2 separate regions of the Mus musculus genome follow, and region 1 is linked to region 2. Evidence: chromatin loops called from intact Hi-C (ENCODE). Cell type or tissue: left cerebral cortex. All regions are shown on one strand. Each heading gives the region's core, and the rest is flanking DNA. Links, peaks and the distances in the headings are about the cores only. Region 1 has its middle 38 kb from the start of Gm25976. Region 2 has its middle 190 kb from the start of Gm25976.

The links. Hi-C counts contacts between places; a loop is a spot of excess contacts. Peaks named below come from ENCODE experiments on the same cell type or tissue, not always from the same donor. Only the 100,000 strongest peaks of a DNase experiment are listed, where the experiment ranks them.
Region 1: it touches region 2 in a loop (2.1-fold over the local background); 2 of 42 quality-filtered maps call a loop at or near these places.

Annotation. Positions count from the first base shown.
Region 1 is chr15:20,214,682-20,231,567 of GRCm38, reverse strand. No RefSeq gene overlaps it. Among named protein-coding and RNA genes, the nearest start is that of Gm25976, 38 kb to the right of the region's middle. In left cerebral cortex, for the core only: no CTCF peak of the experiment used is centred there; DNase peaks (open chromatin) are centred at 7,781, 8,024 and 9,304; H3K27ac peaks cover 398 bases.
Region 2 is chr15:20,367,269-20,384,154 of GRCm38, reverse strand. No RefSeq gene overlaps it. Among named protein-coding and RNA genes, the nearest start is that of Gm25976, 190 kb to the right of the region's middle. In left cerebral cortex, for the core only: no CTCF peak of the experiment used is centred there; a DNase peak (open chromatin) is centred at 8,818; H3K27ac peaks cover 211 bases.

The DNA.
Region 1 (16,886 bases), core at 5,984-13,983, 150 kb after region 2:
TGTATGAATACCATGTACCAGTTTTGGAAGGTGAAACCATTATAGACATTTATTTCTAGGCATACTATGAGCTAGCAGAAATGGCAATTATATTATGGGACTTTGTTCTTATAAAAGACAAGAATACCAGTTGGTTTTCTTCTTCATAGATTACCACCGACCTCATGTTCTATGTATGATTATGAATTTACCCACATCCCTGCTCATGTTTGGTTAGTCTATAACCGTTATCTAGAAAGAGATCGTTTTGCTCTCCAAATACCAATTTTGACTTAAAAATTATGTACATATTGGAAAAATGCATGATAGAAGAGGTTGGTGCATGTCTAGAACAATGGTAACACCATGCGTTTAAAGTTACAATGATTTTGGGATCTATCTCACAATGGACACTTTTGGTAGAAGATGGTAGAAATAAGCAGTTATTTTCAGGTCTGGGGAAAAGCAAGAGAATGACTCCATATGGGAATAACCAACTTTTCCATCAAGCTTATCTATCTAATCTCTGTTTTTACTTTATGTGGTAAATAATGTTCGTGTACGTTGTATGTGCATTGACATTTCGTATTCTCCTCACTTCCTGCCCAGTCTTGGGAGATACAGGCATCCTCAACTTCCACTTCAAATTCACCAGCTATTATGCTAATTGTAGATTATGGCTTCTTCTAGCTAGGCAATGCCATTTGGCCCCCCGTACTTTGGGCATACTCTTTTCAGGGATATTATTATATGCAAGTTTTGGATTCTGTGATTGCTTTTACTACTCTCAGCTCTGCTCAAGGGAGAAGAAACAAAATTGAATTGTCGCATTGGTCAAGTACTGCTCTCCATTCCTTACTCATGAGTTGTCTTTACTACATCTTATGGAATCATTCCCTCTGATATTTTATTTCCACATACAACATCCTGCTAATTTGGCCTCTTTCCTCTGAAGCACAGTAACCATCTTTAAAATTCGTCTTCAGAGCCAAGTCATGGTTATCCACTTAACATTCACAACCATTTCTTACATACCTTTTAACATCAACAAGTAAAAATGTTAGATCCATTACCTAGAGACCTCTTTCTTGGTAATGCATCATCTAATTCTAGTTTCACCAATAATTCTGTGTTATCTTTACAAAACCTATCTTTGCAGGCTAATTTTGAGGATTCCTTCACATAACTGCCAATTTCCAAACATACAAACGCCCAAAAGTTAGTTGAGTTTGTGTGCTGTGAGGTATTCCTAATTGTTGGACAGGATGTTGAAACAAGATTGTGAGAAGGTTCAGATTAGACTAAACTTTTCCTTTGAGGGAAAAGTCTTACTGCCAATTAAAAGTATAATCTTCTAATGAGAAAGGTTGGACCAACTGGGCAGCCTCTCATAGTTTCAGAACAACCAGTGAGATCAGGGAATCTTTCAAAACAGCCAGACATAACATTTCAGAATGCTGGGGGCTCATAATAAAACTTGATCATCTCTAACTCGCCTGCTATGGCTCACCATGACTCCTTCTGGTCTTTTTGTTCACTTAAAGATGAATTTTAGCTTGTTTAAGTGAAAGTGCAGGTATGGCTACACATTACAGTGTGTACTGAAACATCTTTGTGAGATGCCAGTTTGTCCTTTTGACTACATGCTTAGCTGTTATAAGTTTCAAGATTTTTACTCTCATTCTCTGGCTTTTCAATACCAAAGTAACTTTGTAATAAATAACCCACATGAATTCACAGTGGGTGTTTTCATCTCTGTATTTCTAATTATCCAGAATATTTATCTGTTTCATTTCTATGTGTTCATTTCATTGTGCCATGCTTGCCAGCTTTTTAACAGTGGGGTCACTACATTATGCCAAATATTAATATACATACAATTAACATTAACAATAGTTAATGATAATCTAACTTTCTAGGTGGAATGTGGTCCAGAAGTAAATTGCTGTTCATTATCTCAATTTTGGGCTGGTTTTAGAACTTCATATTTAAGATCCTTTGTGGCAGGTGACTTATTGGAAGAAAGAACAGAGAGTAAAAACAGGTATGGACCAGAATGCATGTTTAAATATGGGGAAGGAGAATAGGAAGGATAAAATATTTAAGATTGTAGGATAGTCAATGAGCTACAGTCCCTATCATAGTAATCCCATGTTTTGTAAGGAGGATATTCTTGTTGTTCTGTGTTTAAATGAAACAGCATGTTGAAGTATGGCTTACATATAAATGTGATAGTAAATGAGTATCCAGGGAGTGTTTCTTGTCTCATGTCTGCTAAATAGCAGAACAATACCAACTCAGTACAAACATAAAATAAAAGGTTGTTGTTTAATGCTAGTATAAAATTGGACATAGTTAAAGTGGCCAGATAGGGCATATGTAAAGAAATTGATTTTCTAATGATACATCTTGTGGTTTGAACATTTCTAAAAGTGTTCAACAACTAGTTTCATTTCAAAATTTTCTAAAAAACAGCATTGTATTGCATAAAATAGTTAAGATCATTCACTGTAATTCAGTAAGCATTGTCTCTTTTATCCTTGTGAAGTGGACCGTAGCCATTTCGATATAGCTTAATAAAATTAAGAACATTTCTCAGTGAATTTAAGCTGATGCAATTTGTATCAGTTAGCTTGGTTTTAAAAATTAGGCTCAAATGCTTTAAAAGACCTCAAATCCATTTGGGATTTTTAAGATTGGACTTTTAAAATAACCCCCTAATGTTTCTTTGAAATACTTTTAATCTTTCTGATTTAGTTGTGAATGAAGAATGACCTAAATCACATTTTTGTCTTCCTAATAGAGGTGGTAGGGAGGGAACAGCAGGTTTTCTCTGAAAATAAGTAGCCTGGTTTGTCTGAATATATTTATAGCTGGTATATTATCTTCTGCTCTCCACGCTCTAAAGATTAGGGGGTCAATGTATTTGAAGTAGAAAAAAGTAGAACTACCCTGGGAAGTAAACCTATTAAGAGCAATGGACTTTCACACCACGAAGCTTTGCAAAAGACATACATATAGAGACCTATCAAATGTGTCTTTAACTTCTGCATAGGGGGTAGAAGTGGGGGCAGAGAAACAACGTAGGCAGCTCACAACATAGCCTGAAACCAAGGTCAAGCTATTAAGTATGCAGTTGCGGAGGGCATAACAGTCCTAGACAATTCACACTGCAGGCAAAACAACAACTGAAAGGTGAAAGCAGTTAAAACAAAGCAAAAACCAAAAAGAGTAGCGAAGGGAAAATATTGAAAATGAAAGCTTTCCTTCTGCTGAGCACTGAAGTATATATAATTTTAAATATATCACACATTTCATACTCGTAATCATTTTGCATTTAAGATAAATGTATCCATGTATTTCTGTATCCTCACTGTCATTAAAAAGTCCTGATTTCCAATCTGGCGGTTCCTCAGAAAATTGGACATAGTACTACCGGAGGATTCAGCAATACCTCTCCTGGGCATATATCCAGAAGATGCCCCAACGGGTAAGAAGGACACATGCTCCACTATGTTCATAGCAGCCTTATTTATAATAGCCAGAAGCTGGAAAGAACCCAGATGCCCCTCAACAGAGGAATGGATACAGAAAATGTGGTACATCTACACAATGGAGTACTACTCAGCTATTAAAAAGAATGAATTTATGAAATTCCTAGCCAAATGGATGGACCTGGAGGGCATCATCCTGAGTGAGGTAACACATTCACAAAGGAACTCACACAATATGTACTCACTGATAAGTGGATATTAGCCCCAAACCTAGGATACCCAAGATATAAGATACAATTTGCTAAACACATGAAACTCAAGAAGAATGAAGACTGAAGTGTGGACACTATGCTGCCCCTCCTTAGAATTGGGAACAAAACACCCATGGAAGGAGTTACAGTGACAAAGTTTGGAGCTGAGATGAAAGGATGGACCATGTAGAGACTGCCATATCCAGGGATCCACCCCATAATCAGCATCCAAACGCTGACACCATTGCATATACTAGCAAGATTTTATCGAAAGGACCCAGATGTAGCTGTCTCTTGTGAGACTATGCCGGGGCCTAGCAAACACAGAAGTGGATGCTCACAGTCAGCTAATGGATGGATCACAGGGCTCCCAATGGAGGAGCTAGAGAAAGTACCCAAGGAGCTAAAGGGATCTGCAACCCTATAGGTGGAACAATATTATGAACTAACCAGTACCCCGGAGCTCTTGACTCTAGCTGCATATGTATCAAAAGATGGCCTAGTCGGCCATCACTGGAAAGAGAGGCCCATTGGACTTGCAAACTTTATATGCCCCAGTACAGGGGAACGCCAGGGCCAAAAAGGGGGAGTGGGTGGGTAGGGGAGTGGGGGTTGGTGGGTATGGGGGACTTTTGGTATAGCATTGGAAATGTAAATGAGCTAAATACCTAATAAAAAATGGAAAAAAAAAGTCCTGATTTCAGAATACTGTTACAGACATCTGCTTCCTGATGATCAAACTCTCAATTCTTCAGATAGTAGTCTCTGGCTCACTATTAGTATCTAAGACATTATTACAACCTAGTGACTAGTTAATTTCTTAATCTCCAAAGTCTACTTCTCACACCTGAGTTTCTCAATGCACCAATCCTTTCCTTAATTTTTCTCCATGTCATTGCTTTGAACTCAAATAGTACACTTCCAACTCTAATGATTATTTCAAGTCTTATTCTAATAACCATCCCCACCCCAAATGTATTGACATTAAAGATCATTTTTCCCTTCCAGAATCTACATGTTTTTCATCCTATTGGTGTCCTGGTTTGCACAAATATTTATCCATACCTCAACATGATTATGTCCTCTCAGCTCTCACCCCCCAAATCTTCTTTAAATCTAGGTTCTAAAAGCAGAAGGTTTTCTCAGAATCTATTTAGAAGACAATTTTTATCTCTGTTTTATTTTGGTGATCACATTTAGTCTCATAAATTTTGATATATTTATATTATACATTAAGAAATTAATTTATCCTACCTAGTTTTATTTTCCCTTCTGCAAGAAGACAGTTTTCTGCTATGTGTAATCTCATCTGTGTCATTCAATAGCTGATTGATTAACATGTTATTTTGAGAAAAGAGCTGTCATCATTCTTATCCATTAATATCAATAAAAATATTCTGATATTTTTCTGTGTAATTACACACAAAATAAAGTTATTCATTTTGCTTATGTCATGAATCACTTTGGCAAGCTTTTAGCTGAAGCAGTAATTATGAACGTACCTTGTTTTCTTACTTTGGAAATGGTTGTGGGACCCCTTTCTTTCTCCTAGGCTGCCAGGTCCTACCTTGATATGTGTTTTTGTGCTTTGTGTCATTGTATCTTGTAATCAGTGTTTAGTTGATATTCATTGGAATTCTGCTTCCTCTCTTTCAAGGGACATGGAACAGCAGTGGAAATGAGGGGGAGGGGAGGAATAGGAGGATTGGAAGGAATAGAGGAATGGAAAAGTCACAGATCACAAATAATTCCTAGAAAGGCAAAGGCATAACATTAGGTTTAGTATTCAAGGTGTTGAGTACTGAATTGCATCTTGTTTCAGGTGTTTGCATATGTGTGTGTATTTGTGTGTGTGTGTGTGTGTGTGTGTGTGTGTGTGTGTGTGTGTGCTTATATATATGTGTGTGTGTTTCATTATCACGTGGATATGTGGCATGTTGGGCTAAGCTCTTTAATTCAAAGTTACCAGAGATGCCTTTCTCTTTCTCCTACTTGAGGTTAAAATCAAAATACCATCTACTCATAGGTGGCACCTGGATTCTGACTGTCCTTTAACATATAGATAATCTAGTACCAGAATTTGAGTTCCCACAAGTATGAGATATATACTCTAAGAAGAAAAAAGAAAAAAGAAAAAAAGGGTGGGGTCAGGGGGAGGACTAAATCCCTGAGGGCCAGCAGAAAGAATGGAAACAGGCAACCTCAGGAAATAGGAGGTTGGGGGGAATCCTCCAGAATGCACCAGAGACCTGGGAGGTGAGAGACTCTCTGGATTCAAAGGGAGGGACCTTAGATGAAATGCCTGACAGTATGGAGAGGGAACTTATAGAGCCCATCTCCAGGAGTTAAACAGGGCATCAAGTGAGGGATGGGGTCTGTTGCCATCCCACAGTCACAACTCTAACCCATAACTGTTCCTGTCTGGAAGGATTACAGGGATGTAAATGGAGAGGAGCCTGAGGATAAAAAGGTCCAGGAACAGACCTAAAGTTGGATCCTAGTCAAGATGAGGTCCCACAGCCTGACACTATTACTGAGGCTATGGAGCACTCACAAAAAGGGACCTATCATGATTGCCCGCTGAAAGATACAAGCAGCTGAAAGAGTCAGATGCAGATATTTGCACCCAACCAATGGACAGAGGCAGCTGAGCCCTGTTGTTGAATTAGGGAAGACTGAAAGAAACTGAGGAGAAGGGCAGTCTTGTAGGAGGACCAGCAGTCTCAATTAATCTGGACCCCCAAGATCTCTCAAGCACTGGACAACCAAGCAGGCAGCATACACCAGCTGATATGAGGCCCCCAACACACATACAGTAGAGGACTGCTGGGTCTGTGTTCATTCAGTGATGATGCACCTAACCCTCAAGAAACTGGATGCTCCAGGGAGTTTAGAAATCAGGCAGGGTGGTGCATGGGGACCTCCATGTGGAGACAGGGTGGGGAGGAGGTATGGAATGTGGAACGCGGGTGATAAAATATGGACTGTAAAAAATTAATTAAAAAATAGAAAAAAAAAATCTAAGAATGATCCAGAGTGGGAAAACCAAAGAGAAATTTAGTCTTATCCACCTCCACCGAGTATATGTTGACATGTTCTATCTAACACAGAGGTGTCACTCCTATACATCAGTTTATGCCATTCTGAAAATGAATAAGACCATATTTTTCTTATATTTGTATAAAACCCAAAATATAAAACCTCCAGTCAAAACATAATCTAGATTCTTAATCATTCGGCTTAGAAAGACTGAATAGCAATAATTAATATTGCTCCAGTACATCACATATATCTTACCAACCGGTGACTTTCTCAACACCTTCTAGAGTTGAATCAATCTTGGATAATGGAGTTTAAGTAGTTAATAAACTTCAGCCTTTTAAGAAAGACTGAAGCAATGGCTGTGACTACTATTTCAAAAGCCTTTCTTTGCCTTTATTCCCATGAAGGAAATACAGCTACTGATTTTAAAGCTTCATCAGTGTTAAATGCTGTATTATCCTGAAAATACCTCAACATTTAAAAGAAAAACTTTAAAAAGTCATTTAGAGCAATTTCTAAATTAGAGAAAAATCATAGACATTTGAAATCATTAGTTTTATATATTGCATTTTACTTGATGCTAAGAAACCACCCTGAACTGACTTGTGTAGAGTTAGATATGAGCCAGGGAAAATGAGTCTGCTCTTTTGCAGTTCACTTGTAAACTACTTATCTCATCTCCCCCATTAGCTCCTCTTGGAGCTAACAGTTCAGTCCTAGTGTCTACTTAGCACCACAGTGCAATGGTTGTAATGGCTTGACTCACATCCTTTCTAGAGATTAAAACATTTAAAATGTATTATTCCCAATTACTTTTTTTTCTGTAAATGTCTACCTAAATTGAATACCTTAGCTGCCAGCTTCTGAATTTCCATTTAAACACAGCTGTAGCTACTATTGCTATTGAAGAATGCACCTCTGAGTCAGTGCAGAGTTAGCTTTAAATTTATGCTCCCATTGGAAAGTACCCAGCAGTAAGTTTCAGTGGATTGTTTGCATAAGGGCTGTGGGAGGCCTCAGAAAGAACTGTAATGGCTATGGACGTGACACTATTAGGAGTCATAGCTTGAACCTCAGGAACAAAAGGGGTGCCTTAGGGCCCTATGAATGTTCTTGCTCAGAGTATACATTTTAGAAGTGAAAGTTCTGTTCCAATATACTTTGGGGAAAAACTCCAATCTTTGTATGTTACATTTTTTTTCTTTTGTCACTACTTTACTTTGTGTCTGCCAAAAGCTCAGCGAGAAATTCCTAATGTGCTAAATGAGCTAATCTCTGAGGTTCCTTCCAGCTTTAAAATTCTCCAGCACAGTGGCAGATAGTACTGCAAATGTGCTCATGGTTAGAGTTTGTTCCCTAAAATAAAAATGGAATAAAACAGATGAAGATGCAGGTGCCACATGAAAAAGCAAAATGACTAAATGGACCAGCATGAGGTACATTGTGTCCCGGCTGTTCAAATACAAGGCAGACTCTGTGCTAATTTTTCCTCATAAAAATTTGTGTGGCACATGTTGAAAATGTTATATCAACCTATGAATTTCAAATATGTACACTGAACATGTCATGTAGCCTGAAAAATAATATAAGCAATTATGTCTTGTAAGTATTGTTCAATTGGTATACATTCAGAGATGCAGAGGTGTTTGAAAAATATTGAGAGGATTATTGCCCCAAGAAAATTGGTAGATGTTTCTAAAGGGATGTGTATAAGGATTGTACAAGTCTATATGTGCAATGCTACATATGCAGAGATGCATGCCTCTAAAACATGCAAGAGATCCTGGGAAAGCATCAAACATACTTTCTTAATATTAGGTGAAATGGGTTTGAAAAAGGATATTTATGCATCTGCATATTTCTTTGACTTTATACTCTCAACTCACAGAGAGCATAAATACATTTAGTAAAAAACAGTACATTAAGCATCCAGATGTACACTGCCCATAGTTCATGATGTTCAAGTAAATATTTGAAATTTCAGGGTAGTTATTTCACATTTGTTTTTGAATTATGGCAGGAGATATAGAAGCAAACTCTTTACAGTAGTTCTGTGCATCTTAGTAACCATCCTTAGAGCAAATTAAGATGATATATCAGCTGCCTGTGACATGGCCTTTGTAGTAGGTTGAAATTAACTCCTGTTTTTGTACATTATGCTAAGTTTGGATTTCTCTTCTAACCAATGCTTTTAGTCCTTTATAGGTGTGCACTTACCAAATGCAATGCATTCTCTTCAGAATGCTATGATCAAGTGTATAGGAGCCTGCGAGAACACATAACCTTACCTTTGATTGATAAGAAAGCTGAGACCCTTCCAGCAAAATAGGAAGAGGTTTGGAAAGTCCTCAGTGAGTAGCTCTAAAATCTGCAATTTGCATCATATAAAATTATATTGTTTTAGAGAAACACAAAAGAAACCATTATCATTGTTACTCAGAGTATAACAGCATTCTGGAGAAAAAAAATGAATGAAGAATAAGTTTTTTTCCAAATCTGGCAGAATAAGAAGCATGGAAATGAGCACAGATGGTTGTATATTCTGTAGGAGTAAAGCTGTAGGAATGGAAGGCACACAAATGAGCATCATCTCTCCCTGCTGGGTGTGCACATATATAACACAATACATGTATATAACATTGTATGTAGATTATTATATGTCATTGTGTATGTATGCAATACTATATTCCATTATATGTGTGTACATATAATATGTATATAGCATGAATGGGTGTATATATTGTAATATACGTTAAGCACACATATAAAGGCTTCCATGCTATAGCACCAGTATGAAAATAAATAGCAGTGGTCTGTATTGTCAAATTTCCTCTATCTCACCTAAATCACCATCTTTCTATATACCACCAATATTTGTTTTTCATTTAAACAATTCACACTTATCATCCTTCAGTTAGATCTCCTTTTAATCCACATTTTCCTGTAGATTGATAGTTAATATGGCAATATATACTTTAAATGAAATAGTTACATTACCTTTTATTATAAGCATGCCCTTTAATTGATCTGAAGAGAAATGTACATTGCAGATTTCATGATCACCAAGTGTTTATTTTATTTAAAACAATAGCCAAAAAATAGAATCACTTAAGTTTATATATGTAAATTCTTCTACCATATGTTTCATGTCAGTTGTAACTTGTATAGACGAAACTTAGTTTTCAAGTCCAGTAACCTTATCATTATCTTCCTAATATGTAACATGGAAGACAAGTCTAAAATGGTTGTCATGTATCCGGAGCTTTTGTCCCGGCCGGCAAGAACACACTCAGGAAAACCGGAATCTTCTGCGGCAAAAGGCTTTATTGCTTACTTCTCAGGAGGAAGACCCAGAATCCAGAAAATGAAGCTGCTTATATAGCCCGCAGCGTGACGTTTCAGCACCTGATGTGGCGTGACAGCTCACGATTTGTTGCTCGCCCATCACCCCATTACTATGCCCGGAGATGGCAGTGATTAGGTGTGAATTCACTCTTGCACTTGCACATAAGGCTTGTTTACTAGTTAGGCGCAGTGGAAGCCAGTGCCATCTTATAATGGCGATTGCTCACGACACGGCTCTCCACAGTCATGGCTTTGTCCACAGTCTCTATTCTCTAAACCTTGGTATCCTTATCTTTAAAAAATGGCTTATTAATTTTTTTCATTTCATGTTCTAATATTTTGATGATTCATTGTATGTTTGCCCCTTTGTTGTGTCAGTATTCTATTCTTATAATGTAACCCACCAAGTTAAATTTGGATTTAATACGTGTCACACATAAGCTCACATTACAGTATCAATCTGTACTGACAGTGTTCTCAATACACTATTATATTTGAGACAATGTTGGCTAAAATGATTCAAGTGTTTGGAGTGTGTGCCTTGATGAATGAAAGTAGTACATTCCAGAAAAAGGAAGAGTAAATAAGTAACCACATGATAAACTTATAGGAATATATACACGCACACACACACACACACACACACACACACACACACATATGTGTGTGTGTGTGTGTGTGTGTGTGTGTGTGTGTGTGTGTATGAAATTATATCTTAAGTATTATAAATGTTACAAATGTAGCAAAAAGATCTGGTCCAAAGTACTTATTTTATTGAAAAGTATGAGTGAGTCAGAATTGGTATTAATCATAAATAGTGACATTTAATTTAATTTCCTGCATGATATAGTTTTAATGTTTTATTTTCATATTTCAGAGTGTATTAGCAATCATACTTAATGAAAATAAGTGATTTATGAATAAAATTTTAATAACTTTTATTCAGTGTCCTGACATAAATATTTCTCACTTTTCTTGATGCATATTTTTATTTTATTTCTCAAAAATTATGAATTTACACAATTATATTTGGATGTGTAATTATATACTGTATTCCCAGATATCTCTTGCAAAGGACTTGGATTCTGTTTTCAGAAACCAAATGGCAGTTCAAATCCATTGTTCCTCTATTTCCAGGGTATCTAACAGATTTTTTTTGACCTATTTGTGCACAGTGTGAGCACAGTGAAGCTAATACAAACTTACAAACATTTATACAAACAAAAACTAGAATTTTATTTACATAATTTATACATATGAAATAGAAGAAGCAATATGATAACATGATATTCAGGAAGTTCTGTGCAAAGTTTTGTCAGTTTATTACATCTATTATATCAAACACCTGCCTATCATCTATCTGTCTGTCTATCTATCTATCTATCTATCTATCTATCTATCTATCTATCTATCTATCTATCCATCCATCCATCCATCTATTTATCTATCTATCTATCTATCTATCTATCTATCTATCTATCTATCTATCTATCTATCTATCTACCTATCATGTATCCATCTATCCTTATATATTTCTGTCTACCATCAATCTCTCTATCTCCTACCATACATCTATATTCACCTAATTTCTCTCTAATCTCTCTGTATCTATAATCTACTTATTTCTTATTTGTGTGTTTGTATATATTATGAGGGGCTTTCATGGTTACGTTCATAAGCAACGGTCTTTATTGAAGACAAAGTCAAGTTAATGAGTTGATTTTTCTTTCCAACATGCAGTTACCAAAGACTGAACTCAGGCCTTTGTATTTGCTTGAACGTGTCTTTCCCACTGAGACAGGATCTAAAAATTTAAATAGCTCAAACGTCTTTCAACAAAGAAATGGTCAGAAAATGTGGTACATTTACACAATGGAGTACTACACAGCTATTTAAAAATGACTTCATGAAATTCTTAGGCAAATGGATGGAACTAGAAAAGATTATCCTGAGTGAGGTAGTGGAGTCACAAAAGAACACACATGGTATGCACTCACTGATAAGTGTATATTAGCCCCAAAGCTCAGAATACACAAGATGCAATTCAGAGACCACATGAAGCTCAAGAAGAAGGTAGACCAAGGTGTGGATGCTGTGGTCCTTCTTATAGTGGGGAACAAAATACTCACTGGAGCAAATACAGAGACAAAGTATGGAGCAGAGACTGAATGACTGACCCACCAGGGGATCCATCCCATATACCATCACCAAACCCAGACACTATTGTGGATGCCAAGAAGTGCATGCTAACAGGAGCCTGATATAGTTGCCTCCTATGCAGCTCTGGCAGTGTCTATAAATATAGAGGCAGATGTTTGCAGCCAGCCAATGGACTGAGCACAGGGTCCCAAAAGAAGGAGTTAGAGAAAGGACTGAAAGAGATGAAGTGGGTTTGCAACACCATAGGAAAAACAACAATATAGATCAGCTAGACACCTAAGAGCTCCCAGGGACCAAATCACCAACTCAGGAGTACACATGGAGGGACCTATGGCTCCAGCCACATATGTAGCAGAGAATGACCTTGTTGGGCATCAGTGGCAGGGGAGGCCCTTGGTCCTGTGAAGGCTTGATGCTCCAGTATATGAGAATGCCATGGAGGGGAGGCAGATGTGTGCAGGAAACACTCATATAGAAACAGGGGGAGGAAGGAAGGGAGTTTCAGGGGTGTGCGGGAAAGGGGATAGCATTTGAAATGTAAATAAAGAAAATATCCAATAAAAGGAAAAAGAAAACTAATCATTTACCTCCTTCTCTCCTTCTCCTCTTTCCCTCAGTCTCTTTCAAAGTGCCTGTGCATATTTTGTAGGACAGACTGATGACATGAAGTAATCATGAGATCCCCAAACTTATGTGCAACTGTTTTACTACTTTAAAATGTTAGAGGGGGCTACAGTCATTTCTCATTCAATAAATTACTTGTTTGCAAGCAGGCAAAACTATATTTTGTCTGCAGAACTTACATTAAAATTATCTCATCTATATGGTGGTATCTTTGTAATTTCAGTGTTGGGAGGACAAAGAAAGAGGAACCCTCCTGTTCACTAACTAGGGAGAGTCTGCCTTATTTGCTAAATCAAGGCCAAGGAGAGATGTCTCAAAGGAGGTAAACAAATTGCTCAACATTTCATCTTAACAAATTATTCCCTAGATTCCACATGCATGTTCATTTGTATGTACCCTTTAAAAACACACACACACACACACACACACACACACACACACACACTACACCTTAGTTAGTATATAGTACTTATCTAGTTTGCATGTAGCCTTGAGTTTGGGGACAAGCCCTGCACAAGCTATGTATGGTGGAACACACATATAATTTCAGAACATGGGATATAAAGGAAGAAACAGTATCAAGAATTCATGGATATTCCTGGTGACAGAATGTTAGAGGCCAGCCTGGAATACATACTGAATGGTTAAACAAAAACAGTGTGTAAAGTTTTATTTGCTTTTGGTTTTCATTAATTCCACGAAGTGTAACATATTCACTGTTCTGTACTTATCAGTCATGATTCATTCACACAGCAGGTACCATTGCAGTTTAGAAAGAGGATTTTAGAGAAGTTATGTTTGAAGCTTAGGAGAAGTAGGCAGAAATGTTTTGTATTTTCTTAATTCATAAATATAAAAGCTTTATTTTTCTTTAAACGTCATTATGGTTAGGAATCTTACAAGGGTATATTTTGCTTTGATATGTTCAATTTTATGGCTTAAAATCTGGAACACACAAAGTAAAAATACATGAAAAGTAAATCCTTGACATTTTTCTTGATGGATTTTATTGGAGAAAATGATTATCAGCATGTTAAATTTCTCTAATTATAGAGACTCTGAACATTAATATTATATATATATATTACATATTAAAATTTAATTTAATCATCTATAATTGTTAAGTTACAATCATAGTTATAGATCAAGTAATAAAAATTAACTGTCAGTTCTCAAAGTAGGTGTTACCTTTAGATTTTCACTGTTTTAAATTGTCAGTTATTCTTGTGGTGTGGATTGAATGCACAGGGCAATGGATTCTATTAAAGGGCTCAGTACATGCCCTACATCCATGTCCACAGTGCGTACATGTGTGTGTGTGTGTGTGTCTTTTGATTTTTAATTTCCTTAATTTTTAGATTATAATACAATTTCAGATTTTCGCCCTCCATTTTCTTCCTCTATGTCTTCCCTCTTTCTTCCTTTCCTTTACATTCATGCTCTGCATTTTCATTAACTGTGGATACAGTTAACTCTACTTAAACCTGCTTATCCTGTAGAGTGTTGCTTGTGTGCATTTGGTACTGTATAACCTGTTGGTATGCTCTATCCAGGAGAGACTATCGTCTCTGTTCTCAGTGTTCCTTACTTGGCTGCAGTTATTTGTGAAGAGTAAGGTCTCATGCAATCTCACTCTCCTCTGTAAACTTTGCTGTGCCTATTGTTTTTCTTGTACAGCTCATGTTTATTCAGCCTCATTGAAACTTTTCCAGTGTAGTTTTTGACATTCCTAGGAGACACAGTCTCACAGAGAACTTCTTAATCTTGTTTTTAGAACACACACACACACACACACACACACACACACACACACTACTCTTTTTTTCAGTTTCATTTCTAATGTACTACAAAGTAGAACTTTTTGTATGATAAGAATATGAAGTCAATTTTAAATCCAAGTATCAGTAAATTTAATCATCTTCATTATTTCTTATTTACGATGTGCCAGATAATCTGTACATACACTGGAAATACACTTCCATTTCTTCCCCATACCACCTTGTCCATGAAAGTATCCTTTCAGCATTTTAATTCCAGAGTAATAATTTAATATTTTTAGTTAAACAGCTGAAATTTGAATTCAATCATTTCTTGATTCCCTTCAACATCCATTTGATTACATTCTTAAGTGCTGCAGATTTCTTTAGGAAAAGCTGGTGTATTCATGTGTCTGATGCAAATTTACAGCTACAAGATATAGCTACTGATCACTGCATGCAGTTCTTTCATATGCCAGGAGACTTGATTTTTTTCTATAATATATTCTGTTATATTATATTATATTTTAGTGTACATACCATGTTACTGTAAAAAGAATACTCATCAATATTCAATAGAAACATATATGAGTAAATTATAGGATTTTGTATGTGTCCTCTTTCTTCATAGATCTTTTTATATCTATATTGGTCAGTGCTACTGATAACAAATTGAAAGGATTGAATATTTGCCTGTTGATATATAATACTGCTTTTTATCTTTCCATGACCTTTTGGTTTTTTTGTTTGTTTGTTTGTTTTGCAACTAACTTTACCTTGCAAGTATTTGGAAGGTGTGATTTCAACTCATAAGGCAGAAGAGAAGACTAAATTTGCTTTGTAATAACATTCAGTTTCCTTTCAACTTTTCTCTTAAAATCCAAAGAGTTCCAGGACAGCCTAGCTCTGGATACACAGAGAAACCCTGTCTTGAAAAAACCAAAAACCAAACCAAAACCAAACAAAACAAAATTCAAACTTCAGGCTATAAAGAGCATTTTGCCATGCTAATATAGCAAAATTACTGACTGTAGGAATTTTGTTAAAAATTCACAAATATTGATAAAGATGAACTACAGTGCACAAAATAATGAATTTAAACTTACTGCTAAAAAAGGTTGAGTCACAACTTTATTTCCATTATTATATTGTAGGTTGATTGTTCTTTAAGGATGGAATTCATTGTCCATCTTTCATATTTCACATATTTGGGAAATTAAAAAAATCAAGAAAAAAACTTAATAAGTAATAGAGGTAGGAGTGCAAAAATTACTTTGTTATAGAAAATATTGATTAGCAATATCCAGACAAAATCATAATCAGTAGAGGGATTTACCTCTACTGAAAATTCTAGCAGGTACATAAAATGACAGTACTTTACAAACAGCAATTATATACATTGCAGAGCATAATGGCTAAAAGAAATGAGCACATAATTATAATATATCAAGTAATTCCTGCAAATGTAAAAATCTGCAGAGTATGAAAAGCTTTACTTATTGGGAGATAAATATTTCTGAGTTTTTCTTAGCTTCCTTTAAAGTGAGCAGTTGCCAAGAATATGATATATGTGTACACAAATCTGTAGTCCATAGCTGAGTTGAGAGTTAATCATTAGACCAAGTGAGAATGGTGTTTCTTACACCTTTTGAAAAGGAATACTCTTACTTTAAACATGAAATTCAAGTACATCCTTCCAAATCAAAAGTGATATATAACTCCTCCACTCTAAGTAACCTCCCACTGGGTGAATCAACACTATGGTTTTACTTTGAGGAATGTAATTCAATGTTGTCCAATAATAATTTATTGGCTGTTACTACATATTGTGACTCTTTTCAAGTTTTATAACTAATATTGAAACATTGCTTGCGCAATAAATAAAAAAAACATGAAAATCATCTCTTCTTGTTTGTGTTTTGTTTTTGTTTGTTTGTTTTGTTCTTTGTTTGTTTTGTTTTTCGAGACAGGGTTTCTCTGTGTAGCTCTGGCTATCCTGGAACTCACTCTGTAGACCAGGCTGGCCTCGAACTCAGAAATCCGCCTCCCTCTGCCTCCCAAGTGCTGGGATTAAAGGCATGTGCCACCACCGCCCAGCATCTCTTCTTAATATAATTAGTTATCTCTTGAATTATATTATCTGGTATGAACAGGAAGCCTTAGTTTTTCCCTAAAGTTTTAGGGTTATCTAGACTGTTACTGCAAGAGATTTCTTTTTCTTTTCTTTTCTTTTC
Region 2 (16,886 bases), core at 4,062-12,061:
GAGATGAAAGGACGGTCCATGTAGAGACTGCCACATGTCATTTTCTAATCATCTATATGTCCTAGTGTGAAATCAACATAAAGCTCACTTTTTAGTAATTGTTTTTACTCTCTTTTTTTTTTTACTTTCATTTTAAAGAAATGAACATTACTATAAAATGGCCCATTTTTTAAACTAAGGACACACCAATAATCTTCACATTATATGTGCTTAGCAGTTATTGTCTAGGCTGGCTCCTAGTGTTATTGCACAAAACTAGGCTCCACTTTCAGAAGTGGAAATCTCAAGAAGGCGCTGATTAGCTCTAGTTAAAATTCTCTCTTATTCCTCTAAGACAAAGGTTCATGGGAAAATAATTCTAGGCTCAAAGAGCTCAAATATAGTGAATCCCAGATCTCTGGTAAAAGGAGTTAATCAAACTTAAGGCTTTCAGTATAATAAAAATTCAGGCTGATGACTATGAAAGAAAGGACTGCATTAGCTTACAGGCAGAAACCATCAGTCATTTTCATCACACATGGTGGGGGATGGTCTTGGCCCTAAATATACCTACAATTCTCATAAATTCATTTTTGAGAATTTGAGTAGGGACTTTTTAATTTTTCTCTACCTTCAGGGTACTGATAAGTTTCCTTGTTAGGATCAGTATCAGCTCGGGACCCCCAAAGAACAAGTTCTTAACACAAAGCAGATTTGTGTGCCCAAGAGCGATACAGGGAAAGGAATAAAAGACAAAGCCAGAAGACAGAGGATGGGGAAGAAGGAAAAGGGGAAAAGGAAGAGGGGAAGGAGTATTTTTCCAAGAGAGCAAAAGAACTTCCCTTAGAACAGAGAGGAGAATGCTATCACATATAGGAAAATGCACATTTATTAATGAACAAGGGTTTGCCCTTAAGGCTTACTTTAAGATGAAGTGTTTTATTTTAATTGGGCATGTTAATTAGGTGAACCAAAGGGTTGTTTGATTGTTGGACCTATTATATATTTTGATAGCTGGACCTTGATGATCAACCTCGGGAGAAGGAAGTAGCCAAATAAGGGAATAGACAGTGAGGGCTAGCTTTAGGAATGGACTAACATTTTTTTATAAGGCAGAGGAAATTGGAGAGAAGCCCAAGATCTGCCAGAGGCATGCTCACCATGTTCTACCTAACCAGATTCATGTCACTACCTTTGAAAGTCTGCAATTCTATTTTTGAATGTTGCAAATGTAATATATGAGCATTACAAAAGTTATTACACAATATTTAAACACTCTGAAATATACACCTGTATATTAATAAAATGTTGTACATTTGCTTAAATTTGAGACATTATTTTGGTTTGCATAAAGAAATTTTTAGGAACATGCAATAATTTCCATACACTTTTTTCCCTTCATATAAATTGGGATATATATATATAGTACATAGACTGGGTGGGTCAAACATGAATAACTGCTTTCAAATTTTGAGTTGAAAATAGTTCGTGAGCAAGGAGTCAACATGGCTGTTTGTGTGGAACTACTGGTTCTAGTTTTCATCCTGCTTTGTTGTTATAGTATCCACATGCAGTTCTTTTGAATTAAGTGTGGTCATGGAGATAGGAAAAAGGAACACAGTGTCTTATCCACTTCTTAGATCAGTGCTGTTTGATTAATGATCACTCTAAAGAACTCACTTAACTCTACCTTCTAAAGGACTAATTTTCAAATATCACCAATTATTGGTTATAGTTTTAGAATGTCAATGTCATGAGTAAAGAATTTATTCCTTTTCATTTTATAAAATGTTCCAAGTGAAACTTATCATGATTGACTAGTAACCTTTTGGCCTGTCCTGCCTGTAAAAGTGCCACACTATCTGAAATAATTTAATTAATTAATAAATTATTGAGACTAAATTTTCATATGCAAGCCATGTTAACATGGAATATGAAATTCTTCTGTCTCATTATCCCGAGGGCTTGATTTGCAGTCACAAACAACTATGTATTGGAGTACTTTTATTTTTGAAGAAAAATATACAGAAGCCCAGCATAGTAGGACATATTTCTATTTCAGAATTTATAAAAGAGAAACACAGTGAGTTCTAGACCAACTATTATTTTATAAATCCTGTCTCAAAACAAGCATTATAAACAGCAACATAAAAGATGTGAAATATATAAATTGAATGACAGGAGATCAAAAAGAACAGATGTTAGCTTTAAGGAAGAAACAGTGTGAGGACAAAAAACTTGAACACTGAGAACAGCACTGAGAACAGCAAAGGGAAGACATAGTCTTCAACTCCACAATAAAGGACTTTCCCAGTGTTAGAACCATTCATTACTACAATCATTTGTTTCATAGAATGGAGTCTTCATGGAGAGACCCACTTTTAAGCCCGGGGTCCTCAGTAATTTGTTTGGGATATTTAGAGGAAACCCATTGTAGATTAGGGATTAAAGCAATGATAGTTAAGATTTAGCTCTTTTTACTCTGAGTGTTAACGATGACTAAAAGACATTAGCATGTTACATGAAAATGACCACAGGGAGTTAATTAAGTGTTCACTGAACACTATGTGTGAAAAGATAAGAACAGCAGAGAGTAGCACATAAATAATTATTTGTACATTTTAATTAATTGGTTAAATATAAAGAAGCATTAGAACATATATTAAAGCTTCAAAGAGTGACTTATTGTTAGATATTTTAAAATTCATGTATTCCAATTGTTTTAAGGAGACTTAAAGGCTTTATTCTGCATAAATGAAACCAAGTTTTTATTCCACAAACACAAATTAAAATGAGCCTTCACATTTTCTAAAACTTCTCAAATTCTTAATTATCAAATATTGGAATAATGTTGTGTATACATCTCCTTTAACTAGAGATCCTTAAGGTAAGACATCCTGATTTCCTTTTGTGTCTTGTAAAGTGCAAAGGTTCTTTTTAATGTAAAGAATGACTTTAGAATTTCATATATAAATACTATTTACATAATTCACACCCTTCCTATCACCCTCTACCTCATCCTGTACCTCCCACTCCCTTTCAAATTGTAACTTCTATAACTATGTATGTGTGTATATATATGTGTGTGTGTGTGTGTGTGTGTGTGTGTGTGTGTAAATACATATATACAATTACATGCTTCTGATTCCATGCAGGGTCACCTTTATGTTTATTTGTTTATGACTGACTACTAGGGACTGCACAACCTCTCTTATCTCCAGAGAAGTTTGGTTTTCCCTCTCTTAACAGCCTCTAATTATTTTTTGTTCTTCATTGAACTGTTGAGCCTTGTGAAATTTCCATCATAAATATTTGCATGTCCATGGATGCATAGGACTCTGCTAGTCCTAAAGGTGACCACATTGGTGATATTTCATTTGAAAAGTCCCTTGTCATATATAGAAGACTCTACTTCACAATAGAGAACATCATCCTCTGGTCTGACCAACTTTCTATATATTCCTCTGCAATGTTCCCTGAGCCTTAAGTTTAGGGGTTGCATTGAAGATATACAACTGGAACTGAATACTTACTGGATAATCATTCACTGAATTTGGAAAAAAATGTGGATTTCTCAAATGGTCTCCATATGTTGCAAATGAAAACTCCTCGGCTAGAGACAGGGATGAAAGCTATGCTTATTTGTGGGTATACAAAGCACTCATAATGCAATTAGAAGTGATACTGATGTAAGAAACCAGCAGTAGTGGGTTCGTCTCCTCATCCATGGCATCACCAGCCATGGATAATTTGTTATGTTTACAGTACAAGTTCATAGTAGCAGGCATGAATTTCCTACTAACCAAGATTTATGTAGAATTAGAATGCAGTATTACCTCAAGATAGAATTGCCACTGTTGTATCTTGAGAATATTTTGACAAATTGACGTTTTTGTGGTCCATAGGATTTTCAGTGGGCGGGACTATTGATTGTTTTCCCTCCTGTGGCAGCTTGCACAGTATTTAAAAATAGCATTAGCATTGCTTTTTAAAGAGGAAGTACTCAGGTCAGTTCGACATGGATATCCCTCAGACCAGTGTCCAAAATAGAAGGTGTCCTTAGCAGTAAGTCATTACCTTCAAGAGCCAGGAGGCAACCAAGAGTAATGAAAATAACTTATTTAATTTTGGCTTATATTGACTCCTAGGACCAAAAGGTAAAGTTTCTCATGCACTGTGCTGGGATGGTTTTAGATAGTCTATAGCTTTTGTGGGAGCCTTATTGTGTGTGTGTGTGTGTGTGTGTGTGTGTGTGTGTGTGTGTGCACGCGCACATTCATATATATACATATATAATTTTAAAATAAATATTTAATAAAATATTGTTTATTTATTTTTTAGACCTCCTTATTTTTATCCCAACCCCTCTCCCTCCCTCTCCTTTTGTCCTCATTTCTCACTCTCCAGTTCAAGCCCCTACCCCTGTACTTCCCAATCCATATTCTCAAACTAAACAGGATTTTAATCAATACTCAATAAAAATTTGTATGCAATTAAATCTCTTTCTTATACAAAATAGGAATATCTTGTTATAAAATTTGCAAATTTTATAAAAATTACAGGACATTTGTATATTCATCTTGTATTAAAAATATATTCACTAAGTCCACATCTGATATAGGGCTAATACTAAGAGTTTATAAATAACTAAATAAAGTAGATATCAACACACCAAATAATACATTTGTCAGTTAGCTACTGATTTAAACAGTTAATTATCAGTAGGTAAATCTCATATGGCTGGGAAATGTTTAAGAAATGTTTAACATCCTTTATCACCAGCAGAATGCAAATCTAAAGTATTTTGGGATCCCAACTTCTACCTGTCAGAATGGCCAAGTTCAAAAACCCAAGTGACAGCTCATGCTCATGAGGATGTGGAGCAAGGAGGACAGGTCGCTACTGCAAGTGGGCATAGAAAACATGTACATCCACTATGGAAATCTGTAATGCAGATCCTCAGATAATTCGGAACCAATCTATCTCAATACCTAGCTACATCACTCCAAGTCATATACCCCCAAAAGAGCTCCATTTTTTCACATGGACACTGCCACAACTCTGTTCCAACCAACTTTATTCATTATAGCTAGAAGCTTAGATTTCTCTCAACTGAAAACTGAATAAAGAAAATGTGGTACATTTACACAACGAAATACTACTCATTCATTGTAAAAAAAAAATGGCATCATAAAATTTATAGGTAAATGAATGGACTAGAAAAAAATCATGCCCAGATGCAGAAACATAAACATCATATAAATTCACTTATAAGTGGATAATAATTATAAAGTAAAAACAATCATAATGTAATCCCGAGACCTAGAAAAGCCAAATAACAAGTAGAGCTCAGAGGGGATGCGTGGATATTCTGGAAAGGGGAATCAGAGTAGATTTTGCAGGTGGATGATGGGCTGATGGGGATGGGAACAAGAGGGATAAAGGCCATGGAGGGAGTGGGATGGAGGCAGTACTGGGAGAGGGAAGTGAAATTTGGGTACATTTTGGGGGTTGATGTGGAAATGTAGTACAGTGGAGATTCCCTGGAATCTATGAGGGTGACCCTAGCAAGGATTCCTAGTCATTGGCTATAAGGAGCCTGAACAGGCCATCTTTTTTGTAACCCAGCATATTTCCAGTGGTAGGATGGGGATACCAACCCAGACATAAAACCTTCAATCTACAAATTCCACTACCTAAAAGATGTTCTGGTGTAATGGTGGCCAGAAATTATGTGAGTGAAAATTCATGACTACTATAACTGGGCAGATGACACAAGAAGGACACGTAGACACTGCCTAGTTGGCCAGGAACTAGAGGCTGGATACATAGGGTAGCACTGAACAGGACTGGCAAAACAAACACACAGACAGACAAATGAAATTATTTCTAATGATATACTGCGGTAGTTCTAGTTCAGTGCCTAGCCCAGTTGTCATCAGAGAAAATTTCTCTGGCAGCTGATGGGAACAGATATAGAAATACCACACCCACACATTTCCCTGAAGTCAGGGAACCTGTCAGAATGGGTGGGGAGGACTTGTAGTATCCAAATGGGTCAAGGACATTAGGAGATGGGGTCCATAGAATTAAGTATGCAGAGGTGATAGCAGCTCACAGAAACTGAAGCAGCAATCACAGGGTCTGCACTGGTCTGTGGTGGGCCTTCTGTAAATATATTTGTCATTGATTAGCTTGGAATTTTGTGAGATGTATAAAATGTGAGTGGGGGTGTTTCAGACTATTTTGCCTGTTCTTGGTATCGTTTTTTGTCGACTGGATTCCTTTTTCATCCTTGATATGAGGATTTATGCTGAGTTTTTGTGCATATTTTTATGCTCTGTTTGGTTGAGAGCACAGAGAGGCCTGTTCTTTTCAGAAGGGGAAAAAGTGGAGCCATTGTTCTGGAGAAGAAGGAAGGTGGGGGAACCTGCAGGAGTGAAGACAAGGGTGTGTGCATTAGTGATGTATTGAAAGAAGAAAGAAAAATGTATTTTCACTTCACAGATAATTGTTTTATGAATAACCGATTAGTTTTAGAACTATCACAGAGAGTGGAGAAAATTTAGCCTAAAATCTTGCAAATCGTTCATATATATATATGAAATGAAATTTTGCTTGTTTTCATTTCAGCCATGCCTGGTTGTATTTTATTTCTTACAACATATAAATGGAGAAAATTTCATTGACTCATAACATAGCAGTACGACTTCTTTCACTCTTTCATTCCTTACGGATCATTTAGATTTTCCTTCCACAGAACTGTGCTGAACACAAGAAATTTCTTTGACTATTCATTTTTAATCACAATGGAATTTTCAGCTTGGGTTCCTTTTGAATTTTGGGATAACTTACTTAGCAGGAGGTAAGTAATGTATTGTTAGGGCAAAAGAAAATACTCAAGTGATTTTTAAGTATTGTTATTGTTATTTCACGATTTTGAAATAAAAAAAAATAAACGTTAAAAATCTCTATATTCTTCCTATGGGGCTGCAAACATCTTCAGCTCCTTGGATCCTTTCTCTAGTTCCTTCATTGGCTCAGGCTAATGGATGACTGTGAGCATCCACTTCTGTATTGGTCAGGTACTGGCAGCGCCTCTCAGCAGATAGCTATAAAGAGAAAAGGGGATAACATTTGAAATGTAAATGAAGAAAATATCTAATAAAATCTCTATATTATGATTACATTCTTATTTTCAATATTGGAAAAAACAAATCATTGTCATTTAGGAAATGTGGCTTGAAGCAGTATTTCTACATGAACTCTTTATATATTAAAATATTAAGTTTTGCATCCCCTTTCCTTTTATTTTTATATAGCTATCTACTTAAACTCTAAGACTAAATGAATTTCTGATATTCCCAGGTACATACAAGCTATTTTATTGGCCTATATTTATTATATATATGACATTAAGCAAATAAAATTGCTACATTCATTTTGATTAGTGGGTGCTTTACATTGACTAGACTACTATAAACATAATAACACAGACCAGTTAATATAAGAAGCCCAGATTTAGTTTTCCTTCTGATATGGAATCTGTATGTCCTTGGAAATAGATTAGAAGGTGTTTTAGTTAGGGATTTACTGCTGTAAACAGAAACCATGACCAAGGGAACTCTTATAAAACAACATTTAGTTGGGGCTGGCTTACAGGTTCAGAGGTTCAATCCAGTATCATCAAGGTGAGAACCACAGTCAGGCATGGTGCAAGGGGAGCTGAGAATTCTACATCTCCATCTGAAGGCTGTTAGCAGAATACTAGCTTCCAGGTTGCTAGTATGAAGGTTTATAACTCACACCCACAGTGGCACATCTACTCCAATGGGGCCACACTTTCTAATAGTGCCACTCCCTGGGCCAAGCATATACGAACCATCACAGAAGGTTTGGGTTCCTCTCAGGGATCTCTTTACATTCACTCATCTGATTGTGATTTCACACTTTGTCAGGATGGCTTGTGGCATGTTCCATGTCCCAATTAATTGTATTACAAAGATATTAGTCAAATTAAAGACTACTTTAAAGATATTGGTTTTGCATGGCCTCTGAAAAGAGTTAGTCTCTAAATATAGTTACATGGTGTTTTCCAAACCATGCAGAGAATCTGTTGCAGGGTTTTTAGGTTTTCATATGAACATTAAATTGGACACTCTCAGACATGCGGAGGATAACAGAATCTAAATGAAAACTGTAACATGTTGGACACTACCCAATAACATGCAGTGGTGAATCTAAAGAACACAGTAATGTTTTCAATAGAAATACCATAAATAGGGCATATATGTCTGAAAGAATAAATCTTTGTGTCACCTGATTTTAGTAGCCTCTACTAAAATTACTAGATTGTAATTCTGTATTTTTAGTATTGAAACATTTTTCTCATTAGTGTTATAATTAAATATTAATAAAAAAGGAATGGTAAACAATATTCAATTTCCAGAACCCTTAGTCTGTCCAAGGAAAGCAAGACATATAAAGCTTTCATAATTTAAAATGTGTTCCTACTGTTTAGGAACGTACTTTACATTGGCACCATCGGATCAAAGAGCCTGAGTCTCTATGAAAATTCTAATTGAAAATGTTATCACAAGTCTGTCCTTAAAATGATAAAGTCTAGGAAAGACAGAACATAAGTAAAAGATGCTTTACATCATAAAAACTAATGTATTCAATTCTAAGAGCTATTTTACTCTTTGTATAGTATAAGAATCAGCCAAGTTGGGAACAGAGTGTTCATTTCATTTTTCTCCCACACCACAAAGAAAGGAATAGAATGTCAAAAGCAATGAGAAGAAAAATTACACAATGTGTTTCTTATGACTATCTATAAAAATGCCCAGTGTCTTGTAGAACACTCTAAGTGAATCATTATGTGCAGAATCAGGAATGGCAGATACAATCTCATGAATATGCCATTTTAGGAGGTATAGAGTGTTTCTCAGCTGAAAATAAGCGTTCACTTGACCCTACTTCCCCTTAAGGCACAGTTACATTACTTTGTTGCCATTTAATTCAGAAATTCATACTCTCAGACACATGGTAGGCACTCCCTTACTTAGTCCTTCAAAATGAGAGGAACTTCTGTTGCTAACCTCATTCTGTACCTCAGTGTAACAGATACAAATTCAAACAATAAATGTATTGGATACAAACTGTAAGGTACTTCCTTATTGACCTTTCTCTGTCACATTGAAGACATTTTAATTTCTACATTTGTTGCTAAAGTCATTCTATATTTATTTGACACATCTAACTAACATTTTTATAACTCTCTTAGTATGACAGATTTGTTCAATGTATTGACTTCACATTTTCAGAGGATTAGAATTTAGCACACTTCTACTAATCTTAACTCTTTCCAGCTTTTACTGCTAAAATACACTTTCTTACATAAGACAGCTATATGCATACATTTGAATTCATAAATATTATATCATTCCATAACAGCTATCAATGAATATTTATGTATTTTTGTAGTTAGCTGAGTCTTTGCAAAGGTGTATGAAGTCCATGTTACCAGTTTCCATCTTTATCTGTATTTATGTCCTATCTAATATGAGTTTGCAGATTTTCTAATTAACCCAAGTCATATGTTACCCTAAACACATTCTTAGTCTGAGTTTATAACTTACTGAAATTAATAAATTGAGGATAAATTGATGACTTATTACAGTATATCTTTTAATTGGCTTTAGTTTTCTTGTTTATGGAATATGAAGAAAATCATCATTGTCATAAATGTGGGGATGAAATTTGGTCATGATATTGATCAAACCTAATTCTTCCTTCAGGACCAATAGACACTCAAATTTTCTATCAATATCTCCAATAACATTTAGATAATTATTTTAAATTTATTCAGATGGTGATTAACTTTAGATACATGATCTCTGGAAAATGAATTTTAACATTTGTTTCTGAAATATTAAATGTAGATATGTTTTTTGTATTTTTAAGCTTCAATTTTTATCTTCATTATGGTTTTATATAGAGTTTTTCTTTATACCAAGATGTATGACTTTTTCCTAATTTTATATTTCTTCTACATTTTTTGAATTTCTTACTATTTAGAAGCCAATTGAATTATTCATGTTTGTGTTTTTAGCATTTCTGTATGATCTTATAATACCCATCTAGTTTTATTTCTTTGTACATCTTTATATCAAATTAATTCTGCTGTTTTGAATACTTTCTATAATTTAAACATTGTATTGAATTTTTTCTTTAATCAACGTTCCTTTTTTGTCTACTCCAGTTTCTAAGTGTTATGAAAGCAATATATAATATATTTGAGTTTATATATTTATGTTCATTGTTGTTTATGTCTTCTGTGTTATCTATTTCATAACTATATTCTTAGTTATCTGTGTGTACTTTGGATATTTCGCTTTGTATATTGCATGAGAAAATTTCTACAATAGAGGCTCTATCGAGATAGACAACTCTTTCGGTTTTTCTTCAAATTCATAAGAATATAATTTATGGACAAAATATGTCATTTCAGGAAGATTCCATATTAGAAAGCTGGTCTTATCTCAAGCTGCTATTGCTACAATGAACATCATGTCCAAAATCAATGGTAAAAGAAATGGCTTCTGTTGGTTACATATGCCGAATCATAACATCCATGGAGGGAAGCAAAGGCAGAAATTCAAATGATTTGGGAACCTGGAAGCAGGCACTGATTCTGAGCTTATAGAAGAGCACTGCTTACTGATTTGTTCCTCTTTGCATTTTCAGTCTGGCGTAATATAAAATCCAGAACCATCCGCTAAACTAATATCACCAACTAAAATATGCTCGGCCTACAGCATCAATCATTAATTAAGAAAATTCCCTACAGATTTGCTGCCTACAGCCTGGTATTTTGGAGTTTGTTGTTGTTGTTGTTGTTGTTGTTGTTGTTGTTGTTTTGTTTTGTTTTGTTTTTCAATTGGCTTCCCTCCGCTCAGGTGTTTCTCCCTTATATCAGGTTGACAGAAAACTAGCACATATAAGAATAGTATGATATGGGCAGGAACTCCATGCTAAAACAAGAGTTCCTGCCAACATCACTTGGAGTTCACACTTAGTGTCCAGAAAACTTCTAAAGTCATAGGCTCATATCCTGTAGGCTGCTGCTTATAGAAGGGTTGCATGTTTTGTCAGAGCTCATCAGTTTTTTATGTGTCTAAGGTGTTAATCCTCAATGTTATGGTTCTGCCGCTTATGGATTGGCAAGAGCACTGGATGGAAAAGAATTGCTTCATAATGAAAAAGTGAACAGTTCACATGTTTGCAGTAACATTTCCTATTAAGGTCTAGGGTGCTAACTCTCTTCATCTTATTACATCTTCTGTTCAGCATTTGGTAATCCATTTAAATCATTCTCTACAGATACACAGCCTTCTTTCTTCAATAATACCTTTTTTTAAAATTTTAACATCTTTGGAAAGGGAAGAAAGAAAAGACATGTGCTTATACTTTTGATTGTTAAGACGTTATTCACTGTTCAGTTCTCAGATGTCTGTATTATTGACCACATTTTCTATATTGAATGCAGCAAGTAGGTTTTTTCCTCTTTGACATCACACTAAAATAATAAGTGAAAACCATCTCTCATATTTCCAAAAATGTTTCCTCTTACTGTCTTTCAGGAACCTTGTCTAATCTGAGAATTATGTTAACTTTTATGAAGTTTACTTTTCCAACTTAATTACATTTGAGGTTGGACATGGCTAGTGTGTATGTATATTTTTCTGTTTCTGAAAGACTTTCTCCACCTGTGAGAAGCCTCAAACTGCTTTGGTAGTGATCAGTTTTCAATTCCATACCTGTCCTCACAATTCAAATACTTTTTTACATTAGAGTAAATGGTAGATTTGGAAAAAAAGAAGAAGAAAAAAGAAAAGTCATGCATAATATAGATTTGTGATTATATTTTCAATGCTGACATGGTAAATTAGCTAAACAAGTACTTGAAGATTCCAAACTCAAATAAAGTTGAAGTACAGTTATATTAAAGGATAAAATGATCATGTGCAATTACTTGTACAGAATGAGATTCCACTCTTAGTTTCTAGAAAGGGAGAATAGGTTCCTTTCTTAGGTGAAATTCCCAGAATTGTAAAAAATCTAAGAAAATAAATTATAACAACCATTTTCCCAGTAAATTCTTAAAATATACACTTATCAAAATCATGTGACACTGACTAACACTTAGAAGGGGGAATAAAATGCTCATGGAAGGAGTTACAAAGACAAAGTTGGGAGCAGAGACTGAAGGAATGACCATCCAGGGACTGCCCCAAGGGAGGATCCATCCCATATACAACCACCAAACCCAGACACTACTGTGGATGCCAACAAGAGCTTGCTGATAGGAGCATTATATAGCTGTCTCCTGAGAGGCTCTGCCAGTGCCAGACAAATACAGATATGGATGCTCACAGCCATCCATTGTACCAAGCACAGAGTCTCCAATGAAGGAGCTAGAGAAAGGACCCAAGGAGCTAAAGGGATTTTTCAGCCCCATAGGAAGAACAACAATATGAACCAACCAGTATCCCCAGAGCTCCCTGGGACTAAACCACCAACCAAAGAAAACACATGGTGGGACTCATGGCTCTAGCTGCATATATACCAGAGGATGGTCTAGTCAGTCATCACTGGGAGGAGAGGCCTTGGTCCCATGAAGGCTCTACGCCTCAGTATAGGGGAATGCCAGGGCCAGGATGCAGGAGTGGGTGGTTGGTGAGCAGGGAGAGGTGGGAGGAGAGAGGGTTTTCAGAGGGGAAATCATGAAAGGGGATAGAAATGTAAATAAAGAAAATATCTAATAAAAATAATAATAAATAATAAAAAGAACAAGAGAGCAGATTCAAAAAAAGAAAAGAAAAGAAAACTCAAAATCAACAATGTGGAAATTTTCTAAAAGCAATTTTCAGAAAATACAGACTGAAAAATAAACTTGAATCAAAATAAATCCCCTTAATTACTTATTCAATAATACTTTTATCTTTATATCTGCAATCAAGAAATTGATATTAAATGAAATAGCAATTATTAATTTAATATTGTAAGGTTAATAAAAAATCAGAAACAGGGATGATTTAGTTTCCCAAGGCTTGCCAAAAAAGGCCCTCCAGTATATTTTGAATGTTTATCTTGCATTCAATATAAAAACATTGTGGAGAAGAGTACAGACTATATGAAAGTTTAATAGTGAGTAATATCTTAAAGAACATTGGAAGCACTATTTGAGATATATCATTTTTTTCAATAAGAAGTAGACATAATTATATTATATTATATTAGAATAATTTCTAAAGTTGAAGGAAAAAGGCATCTTCAAATATGAACCTTCTTTCAGTAAGATGGAATGAGTAACAGCACTAATAAAATCACAAGTAAAAATTTAAAAATCATCATAAATAATAATCTTACAATTATGTTTCAGAAAGTTAATACTCTTATAGAGATAATCAATGTGCTTGAATGGAAGTAAAAAAAATTAAGCAATATGTAAATAACAAATAATTGTATCTAGTTAGAATATTATTTAAATATGAGGAAGGAAAATATTTGCAGTTGGTGGATTAATATTTGTAGTTCTGTGCAAAGTTTTAAAACACAGCTAAAGAATATGTGTCAAAAGCTAGATGATTAATTCAGAAAGATGATACAGTACCCATAAATACCAAGAATAGCCTAGCAGACCTGTTCATGGAAGTTCCAACGTAGCAAATCCACTCAAGTCTTAGAGTATATATGAATATTTAGAAAGTATGGCAAAAATAATGTCCTTAAATTAGACAGATCTTTTGAACTTGTGACTGAATTGTTAACAGCCAATATTCCATTATCTTACCAAAATTCCATTGATCTATATTAAAATGGTGAACTTTTGAAATTGTAGTTTAATAATAACGCAGATGAGGGAAACAAATCTGAAATGTTTTCCATTTTTTTCAGATACCTTAAATCCCTATATTATACCAGCTTTGCATCTTTCTCTTTCCAACTAATCATTTATCAAAAATATGAGTAGTTATTACTGAAAATAGTTATTGCAAGCAAGTTTAAATAAATGAACAGTAAAGAGCTACATCTGAAACCTGTTTATGTTTCAATTTGAAGTCTGATAATAAAGAAAACCTTTTTGCCAGTTTTTAAACAAGAGAACTAGTAGTTTTAACTAACAAACTAACCCATAATCTAACACAATAGTAGATTACCTGGATGTAAGAAGCTAGGTGCCTTTTTCTTAGCTGCTAAGCTACAAATAAGCATCAGTGCAATCAGAGAATTTGAAGGATAAATTGAAATGAGGCAGACTTATCCGTATTCCATTACCCAGACAGTTGATGCAGGTTTCTCCCTGCCCCAGGCACTGAGAACAGAAGCAATCTTTGGCCATCAAGCCCAGAAAGTGATGAACCTGAGAAGGACTGACCTTATCTTGTCTAAAGCAACATGTGGCAATCAGTTCCCCAGTAGCCCTCTGTTTATCTACAGTTCAGACCAGGTGCTGGCAACAAGTGAAGCATTGGGGGAGTTAAGACCAGTGGTTATTATACCAGAGTTCAGGTGGGTAGCATTGTGCCTGCCTCTTCTTGGACACCTTGGGCAATCTCTGTCCATCATGGTAAGTTTAAACATATTACATACCATACTCATCAGACCTCTGACAGTTTGAACGCCAGTTTTATCCTAGTATTTCTGAGTTGAACAACTTTTATCTGTTTTAGATATCTGCTCTAAATTTTACATTATAAACATGAAACAGGAGACTAAATAATGCTTTAACTTATTAACTGCATCAGTACTTAGCATGGCTTCATATGTATTTCTGAACATTTACAGCCTTACTATCATGCCCTGTTAGGTTAGAGCCTTAAAAGCTACAGGTTTTAATTGAAGATCTTCTAGTATTAAAACTTTTTAACCCCAAAACATACTGCACACGGAGAATTATATAACAGGACATAGTAGTTTCCCTTACGATTTAGTTTAAGCTGAAATGATCTCTTGTCAGGACAGGAGAATCATAAAAATTTGAGGCTTAGAAAACTCTTATCATCTCTTTAATCTCCTAGAGACTTGGCAAGGCTCAAGCAAACTGAAAGGAAGGTGAATAGATTCCAAGATCTAGTAATTTTTAATATTTTAACCCTTCAATATATATTTTAGTTAAAAAATTATTTAATTTAAAAAGACAAGGCTACAGGAGATTAAAAGCCCCAGGACTGTATATCTAGTTAATATTTTGTTTAATTAATCAATAGCTGTACTTTTTGCAAACTGTGGCTATGACTACCTTGTACAAGAAGAGTTTTCTATTTAAGCTGCAGTGGCTTTTCTGACTATGGATCGACATCTTTCATGTGGCAGATTTTTACGATTTTTCTAATGCATTTGGAAGGACTGTCTCAAGGAAGCCTGCAGCTTTCCTGACAACTCTTTCTTTTCTCTCCTGATAGGAACTGTAGCCTGTTTTGTTTTATTTTAAAAGCTTTTGCTACCGTATTCACTATTCTGATCATCTGATTTATAGCCATCATTATAGGTAATGCTTAAGCTTTCTCCATCAAAATTATCTCCTCCATCCCATATATTATAACCTCATTGTTGTTGTCCAATAAAGCATTTTTTTACTGTAACCATCATACCAATAAAGACATTTTAATTATTTAGTAAATTTTAAAATTACTGAGTTATATACATATATAAGTATATATGTACATATATATATATATTAAAAGTTCCTTTCATAATATCAAAATAAAGTATCTCCTTTTAAAACAGTGATATCAAAGAGCATAGCCATAAATTTTCGAAGACAAAACCAATTTTTAAATTTTTAAGCAGTTGAAACAATCCAGTTCCTCAAATCAATATCAAGTATATTATTTTCATGTTACAATGTTTGGCTGCCAGTTCTTGTATATGAACACATGAAGGTGCAGCTTTAATAACTCATAAAAAAAACATTTTTAAATCCTACTTTTTCAGGCTGGTTCTTAGGAGAAAATATTATCCTATTTTAAATGTACCTTTAGAGACCTTGTTTGGCAATTGTTATTCAGGGTGGCTTTAACTCTGAGTTGTTTTAAACCAACTTTCTGTTACCAATATTATTAACCAGATATCATTTATTATAAATTAATATGTTATAGGCACAGCATAGAATATGCTAACATATTATTATATATATGTTAACATATATATATGTGTATATATATATATATATATAGTGGTGACATATATCTACATTTTTAAAAACAGACAAATCTTTATTTCTTTTTACCTATAATTTTAAAGGAGAGGTATCTTGCTACCTGTTGAATTCAATTCTCATGAACACAGAAGTTCTCAGTTTGATTACCAGAAAAACTGTAAAAGTACTCCATTCCCTTTAAGAAAAGACTGTACTTTATCAAGCCGCCTTCTGCTTGGTGTCTCCTTGATTCATTACCAGAAATGTGTTTTTTTCTTGCTGCAGGTGCAGGGCTTTTGAGAGCAGCACCCATTTAGAAATGACTGTGTGGAATTAAGACAGGGATAAGGGTGAACAGCAAGCAGATAAGTTTTCCCCATCTATTAAAGTATGAGACAGAGGAACAATCAGACCAAATTAAGATTGGCGTGCCTAGGGAGTCTGAAGATGACATCTCAGACTGCAAATAAATTAGTCAGGTTAAATGGCATCTCAGATGGGTAGTTTGGAAGTCTGGACATTCAAGCTGGCAGAGCAATGGTGCAGAAAAGGTTGGAGAGCATGGTGCTCTTACAGAGGTGGGGAAGGTAAGAGCTGGAGCTATGGCAACATTCTCGCTATGCCACAGAGATCTGCAGTTAAAAACTATTTGTTTTCTCCTTTGTAAATTAAGACAGTTTAGCAGGGCTATTTTTCTTTA